Linked DNA regions of Homo sapiens: region 2 is linked to region 1. Evidence: chromatin contacts called from ENCODE Hi-C or POLR2A ChIA-PET data. All regions are on one chromosome and are shown on one strand. The core of a region is the stretch at or near the end of the contact, and the rest is flanking DNA. Distances in the headings are between cores, read along the strand shown. Region 1 overlaps LOC124906209 (a long non-coding RNA gene). Region 2 has its middle 70 kb from the start of ARL8B.

Evidence for each region. A loop is a pair of places that touch in the nucleus more often than their neighbours do. ChIA-PET counts read pairs that join two places held with the same protein, here RNA polymerase II (POLR2A). Pooled maps may share reads with other maps.
Region 2: a map with no recorded cell type shows a loop between it and region 1 (3-fold over the local background). The contact joins two enhancer-like sites. A Hi-C loop is called at or near these places in 10 of 168 maps with a recorded cell type or tissue (Caco-2, GM12878, PC-9 and 6 more), 11 of 37 single-sample maps with no recorded cell type and 17 of 50 pooled maps. POLR2A ChIA-PET finds 5 or more read pairs at or near these places in 1 of 52 experiments (activated T-cell).

Annotation. Positions count from the first base shown.
Region 1 is chr3:4,846,950-4,854,704 of GRCh38, forward strand. All of the region lies in intron 2 of LOC124906209 (a long non-coding RNA gene), which reads right to left. It overlaps ITPR1 (inositol 1,4,5-trisphosphate receptor type 1), which reads left to right. Exons shown (of 62, transcript NM_001378452.1): 62 at 1-557. Among named protein-coding and RNA genes, the nearest start is that of EGOT, 99 kb to the left of the region's middle. RefSeq lists enhancers at 3,423-3,542, 3,943-4,002, 4,363-4,442. Within about 2 kb of position 4,027, at least 5 of the 41 ENCODE cell types and tissues checked have a DNase peak (open chromatin) inside an H3K27ac peak, as active enhancers do.
Region 2 is chr3:5,048,456-5,056,210 of GRCh38, forward strand. No RefSeq gene overlaps it. Among named protein-coding and RNA genes, the nearest start is that of ARL8B, 70 kb to the right of the region's middle. RefSeq lists an enhancer at 6,932-6,991. Within about 2 kb of position 3,581, at least 9 of the 41 ENCODE cell types and tissues checked have a DNase peak (open chromatin) inside an H3K27ac peak, as active enhancers do.

The sequences.
Region 1 (7,755 bases), core at 2,777-5,276:
GGCTCATACTTTAGCTTGTGAAGAAGATAATGAATTTTTTAAAGGGAACTTTCTATGCAATGTTCAGGATAAATGCATACTGCTGGCCAATCAGTGTCATCTCCTGGGTAAATTTTGATGTCGCATTATAAAGACATGCATAATTGATGGTTTCTAGATTATCTAGTCCAAACAATAGAGTTTATTTTTTCTTCATCTGAACCAACATGCTACAGTAGCTAAGAAGTATTAAAACTATATACATCCATATAAAGATGAAATATGAACTATCTCATTAGAAGTCATAGTTGACCACAGACATGTTATTCTTCTGAAAGAGCCACATTTTGGTTTTATTTCTTGTCACATGATTTCTTTTCTTGATGGATGAAAAATATGAAAGGAAACTTTTATATCTGTTGCCTAGTTTTGTACATGGATCTCATTTTACAAGAGAATCTCTCTGCAAAAAAAAAAAAAACAGTTTAAAAATGCATTGAAAGCAGAGTTCTGAAATGAGTAAAGTTTGTAAATGCATATATAAAAATATTTAATAAATGATGCAGAATATACAGTGACTGGTTGGTGGCTTTCATTTGGCATTTGTGACTTAACTGCTATTCCATTTATGTACTTTCTTTAGGATCAGTTTGAAGTACAGTCGGTTTGATTACCAGGTTAATTCAGAAAATGTTTACCTGATTATTTAAAAAAACACTTGCTGTTGTTATGACAGCTCTGAGGAGAATTATTAGAACAAACATTGGGGAGTATTTAGTACAACATTCATTCATTCTTCTGGATTAGTGACTGCCAGCCAGGCTGTCGGGAGCGCCCTACTAAATCTCCTGTCTCTTCTGCTTTTACTGGGGGATCTTTAATTTGCTGTGTGCCATGTGGAAGTATCGGGAACAGCTGAAATTTGTTTTAGTTCATGCCCAGTGGTCAGGGTCCTTCAGCAAAGTGTAAAATGTTTTTACAGAGCCACCTTGCCTGTCCAAACGTAGTAAAACCTGTTCCCTCCTCAAATCAGTGCTTGCCCTGGCTGCTTTTTTTGACACTAATTTTCTCTATGCTTTGGTAAATAATACCACCCAATGTTGGGAACTAGGTCAAGATTAAATTCCAGTTAAATGGCTAGTTTTGTAACTAATGCTTCTACTTTATAAATTTGATAACTTAAAAACAAATTAATTTTTTCCAGTCAGTGCAGCCTGTCTCCACAAAATTTTTCCATCGTAAGGCAAGCCTAAGACAGATACCTACTTTTATCTGTAAGCAAAATGGCAATCTATGCTAACCCCCACAATGCACACATTAGCTAGCAAGGACTTGCTTTTCCCCTGGGCTTTCTCTTTGATCTCTCACACTGCCCAACGAGATGTGGCAGTGTGTGTGGTTTGTCTCCCAAGTCCCATCCAGTTCATTGGAAAGTTCTGCATTGACATGCCAAGTTGCAGCTTTTACAGGTTTGTCATGTTCCATTTGAATCCTGTCACTTAAGATATAAATCTTCATTCAGTGTGCCAGCTTCAGCAGAAAATAAACGAAATTGGAATGCCACTCCTCCCTCCATGCAGTAGATCCTACCCTTGCCGTTTGGGTGTGAACACTAAAGCTAGTAGAATTGAAACATACAATTTGAAGTGAAAACTCCGGGGGCCTTTGATGTGTAATTGTAATTCTGCCTGCTTCCTTCACATTGTGCCTTTCCAACACCTCTATTTTAAGATCAAGGTCCAAGTCACCTTCAAAGTTACCTACCCGGATGAAGAATTAGTGTTATCAGGGTGAAAGTATGGTAGTACTCGCTAACATGAGAGAAAGCCAATGTTACTTAATTAAGCCATTTTATTTAATATTAACAGTTTGCTACAGCACCAATTCAAGTTTCAAGCATCTGCAAATTTCCCTAACTAATCCATCTGTTAAAGGGTCTGGGAAATTCCATTCCACTTCTCTAACATTTGTGGGATCTTACCCTTTCCATGCCCCTAAAATTGTGTAGTGATTACCCTGTTTCTCTCTACAAGTAAAGCTTCCACTCTGTTTGCTGTCGTCCTGAAGGTCTAAATGATATTCCATCCACCCTGTTCAGTTTTCTCCTAGTGCTGTATTTATCTGTATTTACCCTGCCCCCAACATACAAAATATGACTTTAATGTCATTCTTTAAAGATTTGATACTATTCACTTAGTTTGCTTTCAAGTTCATGTTCCTTATTCATTGTTCTTCATTCAGCCAATTTTTTTTTATTTGGTTGCCCTTTCTGGAAATCAATTGCTTGATTTTGCTCCTGTAAAATGTGCTCTTTCACTGCGTTTCACTGAGCACTTCCTAATATAAATTCTAAAGCAAGCATCCTTTGTCTATGGACGCTAGTCAACAACTCAGCCTTTGCAGCAGCAAACTATACAGAGCTGTTTGTCTCCCAAGTCCCATACAGTTCACTGCAAAGTTCTGCATTGACATGCCATGTGCTAGTGGGAAATTACTAAGATCTCTAGAGTAAATTAAGAAAATAACCTGTTAAAAACTCAATTGTAGATCTCTGTATACTCCTACTATAGACGGCTTGGATAAAGCCTTAATGGGCAAAGGCCTGAAAGTTTCTGATAGTTATTTTAAGGCTAATAATGAGACCCTTAGCCTGACTTTTGAGCGGCAGGGAGGGAAATTTACTCCTTCCAAACTGTTACAATCATAACTACATACTTATAGAAGCAGAGTTGGGTTTTTGCCAAAACTTTTTCGCCAAAACTTTTTTTTTTTTTTTACAGATTTTGATAACATACGTGCTTGTTAGAAGACAAATTATATGACAGTAAAAGTCACCTTTACATAAGACAGAATAACAAAGGACTGTTATTGAAGGCTCTTGAGACACTGTACAGCAGAAGTGAAACTTATTTTAAATAAGATAAGAAATTGAGCCCTAAAGAAGTAAAGTAACTTGTCCAAGGACTCAGCTCCAGAATAAATAAAGATCTCCTGACTAAGCAAAATACAGAGAGCTCTTCCCACTTGCTATCTCCCTTCCAGAGTGGGGATATCAGTAATCAGTTTCCCTTAACTGTTCTCCCTTTACACAAAGCATTCATGCAGAACTTTATTTTGTCCTACATGTGGAACAATACAGATTGATTTGTTTTTTCTTTTCAAATCTCTTTCATGAGATGATGGATCTACACATTAGAAAGTATTGACTCTGAATATTTTGTCAAGACCGAAAACTTTGTGGCAAAGATAAGGAGTGAGTGAGCTCCTGAAGTCTTTATCTTTCACAACTACAAATCTCTTGTATATAGCTCTTATATAACTGCATTTTTCAAAGGGAGAATCCGTCCTCGGCCCAATCAAGGTGGCTTCTTCCTAGGGAGCATGTGCAGGTGCACACTGGTGTCCTCTCCTACCACAGATGTCAGTGTTCATTGGCAAACTCTGCCTTGGTCTTGTTCCTTACACTAATAATTTAACAATCAACTAGAATGTTGGAAAATCCCCATAAAGATTTCAATTTTACAGAAAGTACCCAAAATTCCACTAGTTTTGCATCACAAAGTAGTGGTTGAAGTAAAGTTTTGAGTAAAACGCCGTGTGTGTGGTTTTTGTGGGTGGTTGCAGCTCAGAACAACGTTTAGGCCTCATCAATCATCTGACAGGAGAGAGTATGATGGCAATTTATAATAAGATGATTATAATTATCATACACATTTTTCCATCTTTGGTATCATATGCCACATTAAGCAACTCTTACAACCTAGAGGCCAATTCAGAAGCATAACAAGCCTTCAGGTCTGGAACCAAAAAAGTCTACCAAAATCAAGAAAATAAAAAGGTAGATCACTGGTGGGTGTTTACATTTGGTCAACTCAGACAATGCTATGGAGTCTCCAGCTGCTGGTATTTTAAACTCATTTGGTAAAACAAATCTCTAGCTTACTAGGGCAAGACATTAAAAAAAAAATTACCAAAGGAACATCTTAAAATACTTTAAGGTCATGACAAACCAGTGTGAAAGAGAATCCTAACACCTAGAAGCGAAACTGCATCATCCACCCAGCTTGGAGAGAAAAAAGAAAGCCAAAAACCACTATAGAATAAGAATGCAGAGTTTGAGAAAACCCCTAAGGTGAATTCTGAACAACAACACAAAGAGTCCAACAACATAAGAAGTGCACACTGTACGCAAGAACCACTAACGGAAAGAGTTTGCCAGCACATTTATAATGACCTCACAATACATGGTTGGTCCCAGGTAAATGGAACTTCAGACAATCCAGGAATTTCACCTATTTACTCCTGAGCATAAGTCACATACTTATCACCTATGGTATCTCATAAAGTCTTGTAAGAAGCTTTTTGTAAAAGTTCTCTGCAGAAAAACAATTAAGGTTTGGTATAAAACTGGGACAAGGAGACCTGAACCACACAAGGCTTAGGTGCTAGGTCTATGTCAGAGTCCACATGGCAACATGGTGGAATGGAAAGAACATGGGCCTTAAAGTGGATAAGAATTCTAATACCATTTCTGTCACTGAAATGTTATAACTTGGAGCAAGTTACTAATGATTTTAATGTGCAGTTCCCCCCTTCTCAAGAGTAGAGATGCTACCACGTACTTCTTTGGGCAGTAATGGGCATCAAGAAAGATAATCTATACCAAGAGTCTGGCATATACCTGATACGTTACTTCCCATTCCTTTGCAACATGACCATTTCCTTTTTTTCATACCTATCCACAATCTCAGCTAACTATTGCATGACCAAAAGCTTCTTTCTGTTCCCACTAAATGGGTCTGATGTTATTACTGCGGGATCCTAAATCTACATGTCTTAACATGACATATTTGGGCCACATCCAGTCATTTTAAAAACTTTTATCTTTCTATCCAAAGTACGTTTTAACTATCAGTTTGAACTGAATAAATTCATAAAGAAACCTCTCATACAGCTTATGACTTCCAGATAACTATCCTCATATTTTTTAGCAGTGCTGGATTCAAATCTGACTTCTTTTCTTAAAATAAATCTTGGGCCAGGCACAATGGCTCACGCCTGTAATCTCAACACTTTGGGAGGCCAAAGTGGATGGATCACCTGAGATCAGGAGTTCGAGACCAGCCTGGCTAACATGACGAAACTCTGTCTCTACTAAAAATACAAAAATTAGCCAGGTGTGGTGGCGCATGCCTTTAGTCCCAGCTACTCAGGAGGCTGAGACAGGAGAATCACTTGAACTCGGGAGGCGGAGATTGCAGTGAGCCAAGATTGTGCCCCTGTGCTCCTGCCTAGGCAACAGAGTGAGATTCCATCTCTAAATAAATAAATAAAATAAATCTCTACAGAAAAAATGTTTTATCTTGGGAATGACAATATATTTCCTTAGTTTCTGAAATGCCTTCACTTACATTCTCATTTAAACCTCCCAGTCTTGTCAAGTAGATATTATCTCTGAAGTCTGAATGGTCCCAAGTTGTACTATCTTTAATTTAACATTCAAATACAAATTCTACATCTCACTACCTATAGAAGACCCAGAGCCTCTTTAATAATTTCTTTCTGAGAAGGATCCTGAGAAGGAGCAGAGACCCCACCTTGGGGGCCCGTGAGCCCCTCTGCAACCCGAGCATGAAAATAAAGGAAAATCTTGCATTCCTTCAAGGGCAATTCCAGGCACCTAGCTAGCCCTGAGAAGTGAATAAGCAACTTGTTGAGCAATAAAGTAATATAATAGCAGCCTCAGCGCAGTGGCTCATGATTTGGGAGGCTGAGGCAGGTAGACTGCTTGAGCCCAGGAGTTCAAGACCAGCCTGGGCAACATGGCAAAACCCCATCTCTACAAAAAATACAAAAATTAGCCAGGCGTGGTGGCACACACCCATAGTCCCAGCTATTCAGGAGGCTGAAGTAGGAGGATCTCCTGATCCCAGGGAGGTCAAGGCTGCAGTGAGCCAAGATCACACCACTGCACTCCAACCTGGGCAATAGAGTGAGACACTGTCTCTAAAATAAAATAACATAAAATAAAATAAATAAAATAAAATAAAATAAAATAATAAAATAAAATAAAATAAAATAAGGTAATAGTAGCCTAAAACAATAGCCAAGGAAGTCATGAGATGTTTGGTTCCCTAAAGAAACTATAGATAGTATCTTAACGTATGTCCTTGAGTTGTTTTTTAAAAACCCAGACCACTACCAAAGGAAAAATGCTGTCAGCTGGCAGGCAAATCTCAGATAAGGGGGAACGGAGGATGGAACTCTGACCACTGTTCTTTGTTCTAAATTTCTTCTTGAAGGGCCTGGAGGAAGTTATTGCCCACAGGCCAGAGCTAACATTCTTTTCTGCTGACCTCAAATTTTTCTACAAAGCTTCACCTCCTTAAACAATTGCACATTAGAAAATATCTCTGAATCCACCTATGATCTATGGGCTGTACCCTTCCACTCCTACTCCACTTTGAGATATCCCACCTTTTTAGGTTAAACCAATATGTAGCCTCATGTATTGATTTATGACTTTGCCTGTAACCTCTGCCACGCTGCCTTTAAAAAGCCTTACCTGTGTAAGCCATCTGGGAGTTCAGGTCTTAAGCATGACCTCCCTGATCCTCCTTGCCTGGTGCCCTGCAACAAATGCCCCACTTTCTCTCCCTGCAATCCCGATGTCAGTGTGTGGCTTTGCTGCTCTGGGTGGGCAGACCCAAGTTCAGCAAGTAACCATTCTAAGGAGGGTGTTTACACCTTCTTCATGATCCCTTGTCACTGTTTCATCCCAAATCCTGATTCCAACCCAATTATCTGTTCCTTCTCATCATCTCCCCTCTCTTTATTTCACTGGTGTGGACACAGCTCTCTCTCCTACCTGTCCCCAAAGCACCACTATCATCTGGGCTTTGTGAAGAGCAGATCTTTAGTGGAAGAAGATTACAATAAGGAATAGGAAACAATTAAAAATTGAGAATCAGTCATCAAAGCTCCCTCCCCCTTCCTTTTCACTCATGGGAGGAGCAACTTCTCTTCTCAGCCTGTTGGCAGGCAGGCATCTACTTTTTCTTTCCCACTTGCCTAAACAAACAAAAGCAAAACAAACCAACAACAACAAAAAAAACCTTCCTTCCAGCCTCAAGTGAAAACCAAAAATTCTTGTTTCTTTACTATGCAGAGCAATTGTAGCCCTCAGTTCCCAGTCATTCCTCTCTAGATTAGGCCTTTACCTTGGCCAAAAAAAAAAGGCTATAATTCTGTCATCCTTAGCTTCCACTTGCAGGGCAAACTGGCTGCTAAAATAGCATTTTTTTCTGATACATCCCTATTTTACGGAACAAGAAATGTCTTTAGAAAGTTGAAGTGATTTGGGCTGGGCGCAATGGCTTACGCCTATAATCCCAGCACTTTGGGAGGCCGAGGTGGGTGGATCACCTGAGGTTAGGAGTTCGAGACCAGCCTGACCAACATGGAGAAACCCTGTCTCTACTAAAAATACAAAATTAGCCAGGATTACAGGATTATGTGCCTGTAATTCCAGCTACTCGTGAGGCTGAGGCAGGAGAATCGCTTGAACCCAGGGGACGGAGGTTACGGTGAGCCAAGATCATGCCATTGCACTCCAGCCTAGGCAACAAGAGCAAAACTCCATCTCAAAAAAAAAAAAAAAAAAAAAAAAAGAAAGTTGAAGTGATTTGACCAAACCAGAACATCAGACCTGGGATTCAAAAGCCAGATCATCTGACCTCATGTATATTCCTCAGTATCCCAGTGCTTCACTATGTG
Region 2 (7,755 bases), core at 2,331-4,830, 200 kb after region 1:
TAAGGCAACCATCAGGTGTTCATCAGGTGATTGTTAAACCATCTCTAAAATAATAATTGGTCAGAGCTGGTGCCAGGGAAAAGTAGTCTCTCAATAGACAGAAAACACCTGAAGCTGATGATCAGCAGCTTCCTGATAAGATCTCAGGAGTTGGGCAAGTGGGCTCAAGCATGCACACTGAGAAGCAAAATGGCAAAGTTTAACTGGTATATGACCTTCATCTAGAAACACTTGACTGGTAAGGGAAAAATACCTCAAATGAGCATGTGCATAACTTCAGTAAACAGACTGTGCATGCAGCCCCTCCCAAGTTCTGGCAGGTCCCTGAGCATGTGGACAGCCCACCCTAAGGAAAAATCAAGGGAGAAGAAATGCAAACCCCAGAGCCATGCCAATGTATAAAACTCCAAGTCAAGGGTCAGAAGAGCAGGTACTTGGATCTCTCAAGTTGCCCATTTGGTCCTCTTCCAAGTGTACTTTACTTTCTTTTGTTCCTGGTCTAGTACTTTTTAATAAACGTTCATTCCTGCTTTAAAACTTGCCTCAGTCTCTTCCTCTGCCTTATGCCCCTTGGTCGAATTCTTTCCTCCGAGGAGGCAAGAATCAAGTTGCTGCAGACCCATATGAATTCACTACTGCTAACAAGATGACAACATCCAGGGATAGAAAGGGAAACATATCTATATTGTTCTCTTTTCTTCCTTTCATTCTTTTTTTTTGAGACAGGATCTGGTTCTGTAGCCCAGGCTGGAGTGCAGTGGTGCAATCTCGGCTCACTGCAGCCTTGACCTCCCAGGCTCAAGTGATCCTCCTGCCTCAGCCTCCTGAGTAGCTGGGACTACAGGCTCGCACCACCACCCCCAGCCATTTTTTTTTTTTTTTTTTTTTTTTGTAGAGACAGAGTCTCCCTATGTTGTTCAGGCTGGTCTCAAACTCCTGGGCTCAAGCAATCCACCTGCCTTGGCCTCCCAAAGTGCTGGGATTACAGGCATGAGCCACCATGCTCAGCCCCTTGTTTTCTTTTTTTAAAACAGTGAAAACCTTTCCAGAGGCTTCCCAACCAATTTTCTTGTCTCATTGGCCAGAATTGTATCACGTGCCCTTGTTTAAACTACCCACTTAACAGCATTAAGACCTGCGGACTGGCTTAAATGAGAAAAGATTCATTTCCTAGAACTGCCTAGGAGGGTAACCCTACAAAATAAAGGACATGGTCACTGAAAGGAGAGTAAACCAGACTGGAATTCTCTTTTTAATACAGTAGGCATGTGGAATTGCAGTTGGCTAGGAAACTAGCAGTATCTGCTATCCCTGGTGAGTGTGGGGAGACAAGAGGGAAAGCCGTTCTGCCACACGTCTGAGCTCACCGAATCATCATATAAACTTATGAAGTAGGTCCTTGTCCTGTTTCACAGATAAAAAATGAGGCATAAGACACACAGAGATCTATCTGACTCCAAAGTCCTGCTTGCTGCTCTTGGCCTGTCTGTGCCGCAACTACAATTACAGAATGGAACGTCAGAATCAATTTTTAAAAATCCTTTGGGGAAGGCAAAGGAGGAGGTGAATCCCCAGTTTCAGTTAATCAAGGATTAGCCCCGGTATAAATAGAATTTCCATGATCATATTGGCTGATCACTGAATTCCCTTACTGACGTCAGCCAAAGATCCCTTTATAACAAGGGACAGTGCCCACTTTGTGGGAGGAAAAAAGAGCAGGTGTGTTAATCTGCAACTTTATCCAGGACTAAATTTACCTTTAAAAGGAATGCAGGCAAGTTGTCTCTGAAGCAACTCTGTATTATTCCAGGGTCGAGGCAAAAATCCTCTGTGATTCTCTCCCCACCAATTTTCTTATTAGCCTCATCTCCATAAGAAAAATTTGCATCAATTTAAAATTCAACCCCTCCCGGCTGGGTGCGGTGGCTCATACTTGTAATCCCAGCACTTTGGGAGGCCGAGTCAGGTGGATCACTTGAGATCAGGAGTTCGAGACCAGCCTGGACAACATGGTGAAATCCTGTCTCTACTAAAAATACAAAAAATTAGCCAGGTGTGGTGGTGCACACCTGTAATCCCAGCTACCGGAGAGGCTGAGGCAGGAGAATTGCTTGAACCCAGGAGGTTGAGGTTGCAGTGAGCCAAGGTGGCGCCACTGCACTCCAGGCTTGGCAACAAAGTGAGACTCTGTCTCAAAAATAAATAAATAAAATTCAACCCCTTCCTCAGCCTTTGCTGATAGATGCACTGGCAAATGTCAGAGCCCACATCTAAGGATGCAGTTGGTGGGGTGGGGTGAGGAAATGTGGCAAGCATCTCTCAGGAGGCTCCGGGGCGGAAGAGGAAGTGCCCACCAATGGCTGAGCTGACCTCCAAGTTGAATCCCTCAGTCTGCATAGAGTGACTTGCTGCCCAATGCCAGACTGGGCACTTGATTTCAGACCTCTGGCCAGGTCATAAAGAAGCCCAGGTTGGCGCCACAGCTCATGCCGATAATTCCAGCACTTCGGGAGGCTGAGGTGGGAGGATTGCTCGAGCCTAGGAGTTTGAGACCAGCCTGGATAACACAATGAAACCCCATCTCTATTTCATAACAAACAAAGAAGACAAAACACCAAAAGCAAAGAAGCCCTGACGCGGGTCCTGCCCATACCTACTAGGTGGCTTTACCGTTTCTCAAGGCCCTCCTAAGTACCAGGCACTGGGTTAAGCACATTACTTACATCATCACACATAGTTCTTACTCCCACCCTCAGAGGTAGGTGATTTTCCCACGGATCAGTAAACCAAAGCTCATGACAGCAATGTGTCCAAAGCCGTAAGGAGACGGCAGAGTTGGGATTTTATCTGAGGTCTGGTTGCAAGCATAAAGCTCGTAACTACTGTGCCCTACTTCCTCTGCTCACCTAAAGAACTCAACTATATTTTCAGGTCCCCATGAAACATCTACCAGGTGGATGTGATATGACTCTCTCATAACAATTCAGAGAAATTAAAAAGATTTGCCCCAAGTGACACAGGTGGTAAATGGTGGAGCCGGGATTTGAACCTGAATCTGAGTAGCCTCACACCCAGAGCTGCCTCTGTCCATGAATAGCCTCCCCCATGAATTGCCTCGCTTAGTTTATGCTGCTGATCCCAGTATTCCCCGTGCCTGTGTGGCCTTCCACGTGGAGAGCCAGCTTCTTTATAACAGAGAATTAACACGTTTAAAAAGTCAGGACAGGGGAAGATTATGTTTGATATTATAAGCTGGTTTTCAGATATAGATGTATATGAATTATTTTTCCCTCTCTCTGAAATAGCTTTGGGTTTTCTAAAGTAGTCTTCTGCTATTAAAAATGCCCCATCCATTTTCCCAAGGTCTCTTCAGGTCGGTATATTTAAAAAAAGAAAGACTTCAACTTGTCACTCAGCTCTCATTTTGTATGAATCATAGCAGGACTCAATGTGGGGAAACAGCCTTGTTCTAAGAACCAGTAATAGAAGCTGGGGTTTGTCACCTTCACGGCTGCATTTCAAATCCCACTTGGGTGTTTGTTTGGGGCCCATGTGATGGTACATCCTTGACCCAGGGAGAACCGAGCAATTGGGCTGTGGCCACCTCAGTAGACAGGTGCCCAAGTCACAGAGGCAGCTGCCTCTGTGATCAAACCCTGGACAGAGGCCAAAGAGAAAGAGTTGTTAGAGGAATGGCTCTTTCTCCCTTCTTAGATGGTATTTCTTAGTCAGGGGTAATAAAATAATGACAACAATAATAACAGCAGCAGCTAACAGTCATTAAACACTGCTGTAATTATTCTCAATAGTGTTGTTGCTATTGTCACTACATTAATTAACTAATTCAACCATCAAAATACCCTATTAGTAGCAATTATTGTTGTAACAAAATGTGGTGCTTAGAGATCAGACAAAGGTCTCTAAGCAGAGAGACCTAAGTTTGACTCTTACTGTTACCTCTTGCTGATCCTGTCGGTCTGGGAAGTTACTCAAGTTAGGCCTCAGTTTTTCTCATCTGTAAAATGGAGACAATAAAATTATCTGTTCCATAGAGTTGTTGGGAGTAGGATTAGGTAGAATCGTGTATATAGTTCTTGGCTCAGAGTGACGGCTCAATGACTGGAAGTTGATATGTGGCCTAATGGTTAGGATAAAAAAAAAATTGGAAGTGATCATTAGTTATTGCAAGTAAAGTGCTGGCAAACTCAAATAGGCCCTACTGCCATTTCTGTACCTTCAAGAACAGCTAGCTTTCTAGAGCCAACCATTCTCTCTCTAAGCACCTAAAAGAATCTGAACTTCCCATGAATGATGATGTGGAAGGAAAAAGAATGAAATAATCTCTAGAAACAAACTATGGTTTCTTGCCCATGAACCAGAAAACGGTACTCAGCTATCTTATTTGGTAGATTTTAGCTCAGCAGGGTTTTGCGTGGTGGTGGTGGTGGTGTTGGTGAGGGTGAGGTGGTCTGGAACACAGGAGGTAGGGAGGAATCTTGTTTTTTGGCTTCCATTTCTGCCTTGGATTTAGTACCAAATGTATTTTCTCACCAGCAAGATCAAACAGATGGAAAAAAATAGTCAGACCTGTGCCCGACATGGCTCATGACATCCTGCTGGATGGCACGGAGGAGGAGAAAATAAATCAAAGTAGTTGCTACCACAGCCATTCGCATCTTAGAGGAGAGGACAACATAAATCTTTTCTGTGAGCTAGGCCCTGAAATAGGGTGAGAAATTGCTGCAAAATGAATATTCAGTCAGGAATGTTGGTGGCCTGGTTTTCTTAAGAGTGGAGCTTGTTTATGGATCTGATTATCTTTTAGGACAAACCCAGTAAACCCTGCTGTGAAGTTGTGGGCTCCTTCTCCCTTCCCATCCATGTTCCTTTCTATTAACACTCACTGAGGGCTAACCCTGTGCCAGGCACAGAGCTACACCCCTGAGGATATGGGGTCATGGATTTGACATAGTGCCTGCCCTCAAGAATGTACAGACTAGGGGAAGAGATGGACACTGAACAAATTATTACCCCAACAACCACAGTGAGAGATGCCAAGAAGGAGGCACCTCCAACAGAGCAGTATAAGAGTGAGTGAAGGCCACCCCGCCTAGTCTGGGGGTTCATGGACAACTTCTCCGAGGAAATGATATTTGAGCCAAGACCTGAAGGGTGAGCAGAAATTAGCCAGGCAAAGAATGTGTGGTGGGGACGTGGGTGGGGAAGCTTAGCATTTTTGAGAAATAAGGAAATGGCCAGTGTGGCTGAAGCTCTGAACGCAAAGGGGAGAGTGATGTGGTGTGGGGCTGCAGAGGTGGCCAGGAGCCAAGGCTGGCCTAATTTCCTCTCACTTTGTGTGTCTCCTCTTTAATTCTTTTTTTTTTTTTTTTTTGAGACAGAGTCTCACTCTATTGCCCAGCTGGAGTGCAGTGGCTCAATCTCAGCTCACTGCAACCTCCTCCTTGGTTCAAGCAACTCTGCCCGTGTAGCTGGAATTACAGGCGTGTGCCACGACGCCCAGCTGATTTTTGTATTTTTAGTAGAGACGGGGTTTCATCAAGTTGGTCAGGCTGGTCTCGAACTCCTGACCTCAAGTAATCCACCCACCTCAGCCTCCCAAAGTGCTGGGATTACAGGTGTGAGCCATGGCACCCATCCTGCTTCTCTTTAATTCTTATTTGTCCAATTCTTAGAGGGGAGGAAGCAGGCCTGCCCTACCTGTCATGGGGCCGCAGGTTTTCATGTCAATGGAGTGCTCCCATGGGAGTGCTCCTGAGCCCTCCTCCCAGGGATTTCTGGTGCCCGGGAGCACTCTGTCTCCTTTGGTCTCTTCTAACCATTGCTGGGGCTGCGTGGCTTTCTCCCAGGGGCTCAGCTGCACTCCCACGTGCTGATCCCAGTGCTTCCTTGCTCAGAGATTTCAGAAGCCTTGGTTCAGTTACTCTGGTGATCTGACTTCCTCTTCTTGCAACTAGCACTGCCTGTGATCTTGTGTCCCAGTAAAAAAACCAAGTCCCCTCTTCCTACCTCAGCTCCAGTAACAGGCTCCCCCTCTTGTTTTCGTTCATAGTAGTGAGAACGGCTACTTGCCATAGGTCCCTTCTTCATCAGTTCATTCAACTAAAGTTGATTGTGTGACTTGGTGTCAAGTACTTACGGGTACAAAGGTGAGCAAAGCTGGAGAGGACCCTGCCCCTGAGCGGCTTACAGGTCACCCATGCTAAGCACTTTCCCTGTGATCTCACTAAAATTTCGCAACAACTGTACTCAATATGGGCTGTTATTTGTGCCCATTTTATAGATGAGGAAGCTGAGTCAAAGAGAGGTTAAACAACGGGCCTGGCTGGGCACAGTGGCTTATGCCCATAATCCCAGCACTTTGGAAGGCCAAGGTGGGCAGATCACTTGAGGTCAGGAGTTTGAGACCAGCCTGGCCAACATGGTGAAACCCTGTCTCTACTAAAAATAGAAAAAAAAATTAGTCAGGCGTGGTGGTGGGCGCCTATAATCCCAGCTACTCAGGAGGCTGAGGCAGGAGAATCTAGTGAACCTGGAAGGTGGAGGCTACAGTGAGCTGAGATTGCACCACTGCAATCCAGCCTGGGTGACAGAGAAAGACTTTGCCTCAAAAAAAGTACAATGGGCCCAACCAAGGTCACACTTCTCGTCAGTGGTGGAGCTAGAATTTGAACCTCTCTGATCCCATCTGATCCCATAGCCCAAGTTCTTTATAAAATTTTAAAATATGTTTTATTTTATTTTTTATAGAGACAGGGTCTTGCCATGTTGCTCAGGCTAGTCTCAAACTCCTGGGCTCAAGCAATCCTCCCACCTTGGCCTTTCAAAGTGCTGGAACTATAGGGCATGAGCCACCATGCCTTGTCCCAAAACTTAAGTTCTTAACGAGTGCTCACTGTCTCCTCCACCCATCTCTTTGTCTGTGAATTTCTGGAAGTATCCTGAGACTGTGATTCTTCTATAACTGGGGCCTTGTCTTGGGAGTGGAACCCTGCTCTATACCCCTTCCTCTTCTGTGGCTACAGCTCACCTTCCTGTTCTTACATACCCTGTTGTGTCCTGCAGGGCCTCTCCGTCCCACTCATCTCTTTGCCTAGTTTCTTCCTTTTACAACCTATTTCCTTAGCACTGTGTGCTCTTTGGAGCTGGAGTTTCACCGGGTGCCTGAGGCTCAGCCTATAGCTCAAAGGGGCAGTTGTTTTTTTCTTTCCTGGAGGTATCTGCAAGTCTTCACAGTCCACTCCACTCGCCTGCTGCTAACCCTTTGATTCCAAGCTGAGTGATAGGGTATGTGGTAGGGATTGTGGTAACCCAAGGAACTATTGAAAGACCTGAAGTTCTCCTACAACTTATGACTTCAAGGAAGTGTTTCTCAAAGAGGGTGGTACCATCCTTAGGGGATGTTTACTTGTGAGGGTACTTTTGGTTGTCACAGGATTGTAGGGGTGTGGCGGTGGAGATGGGGAAGTCTGATGTCCTATTTGCTTTGAGGGCCAGTGAGAAACTGGCTTATGGGGCAAAAACGGACTTGTATCCCCCAAGATTTGTAATGTCCTACCAGACATTGTGCAAGTAAAAAACATTTTTCATTCTCTGAACCTAGATCCTAACTCTTTTTTTTTTCATATAAACACAAACACCAAACTTCCCAGGAATGCTGCTACTGTGGAAATAGAAGGAAGGCCCTCGGACTTCACCATGACTTGTTTGCCATTTTGGAAAATGATGTCATTGACA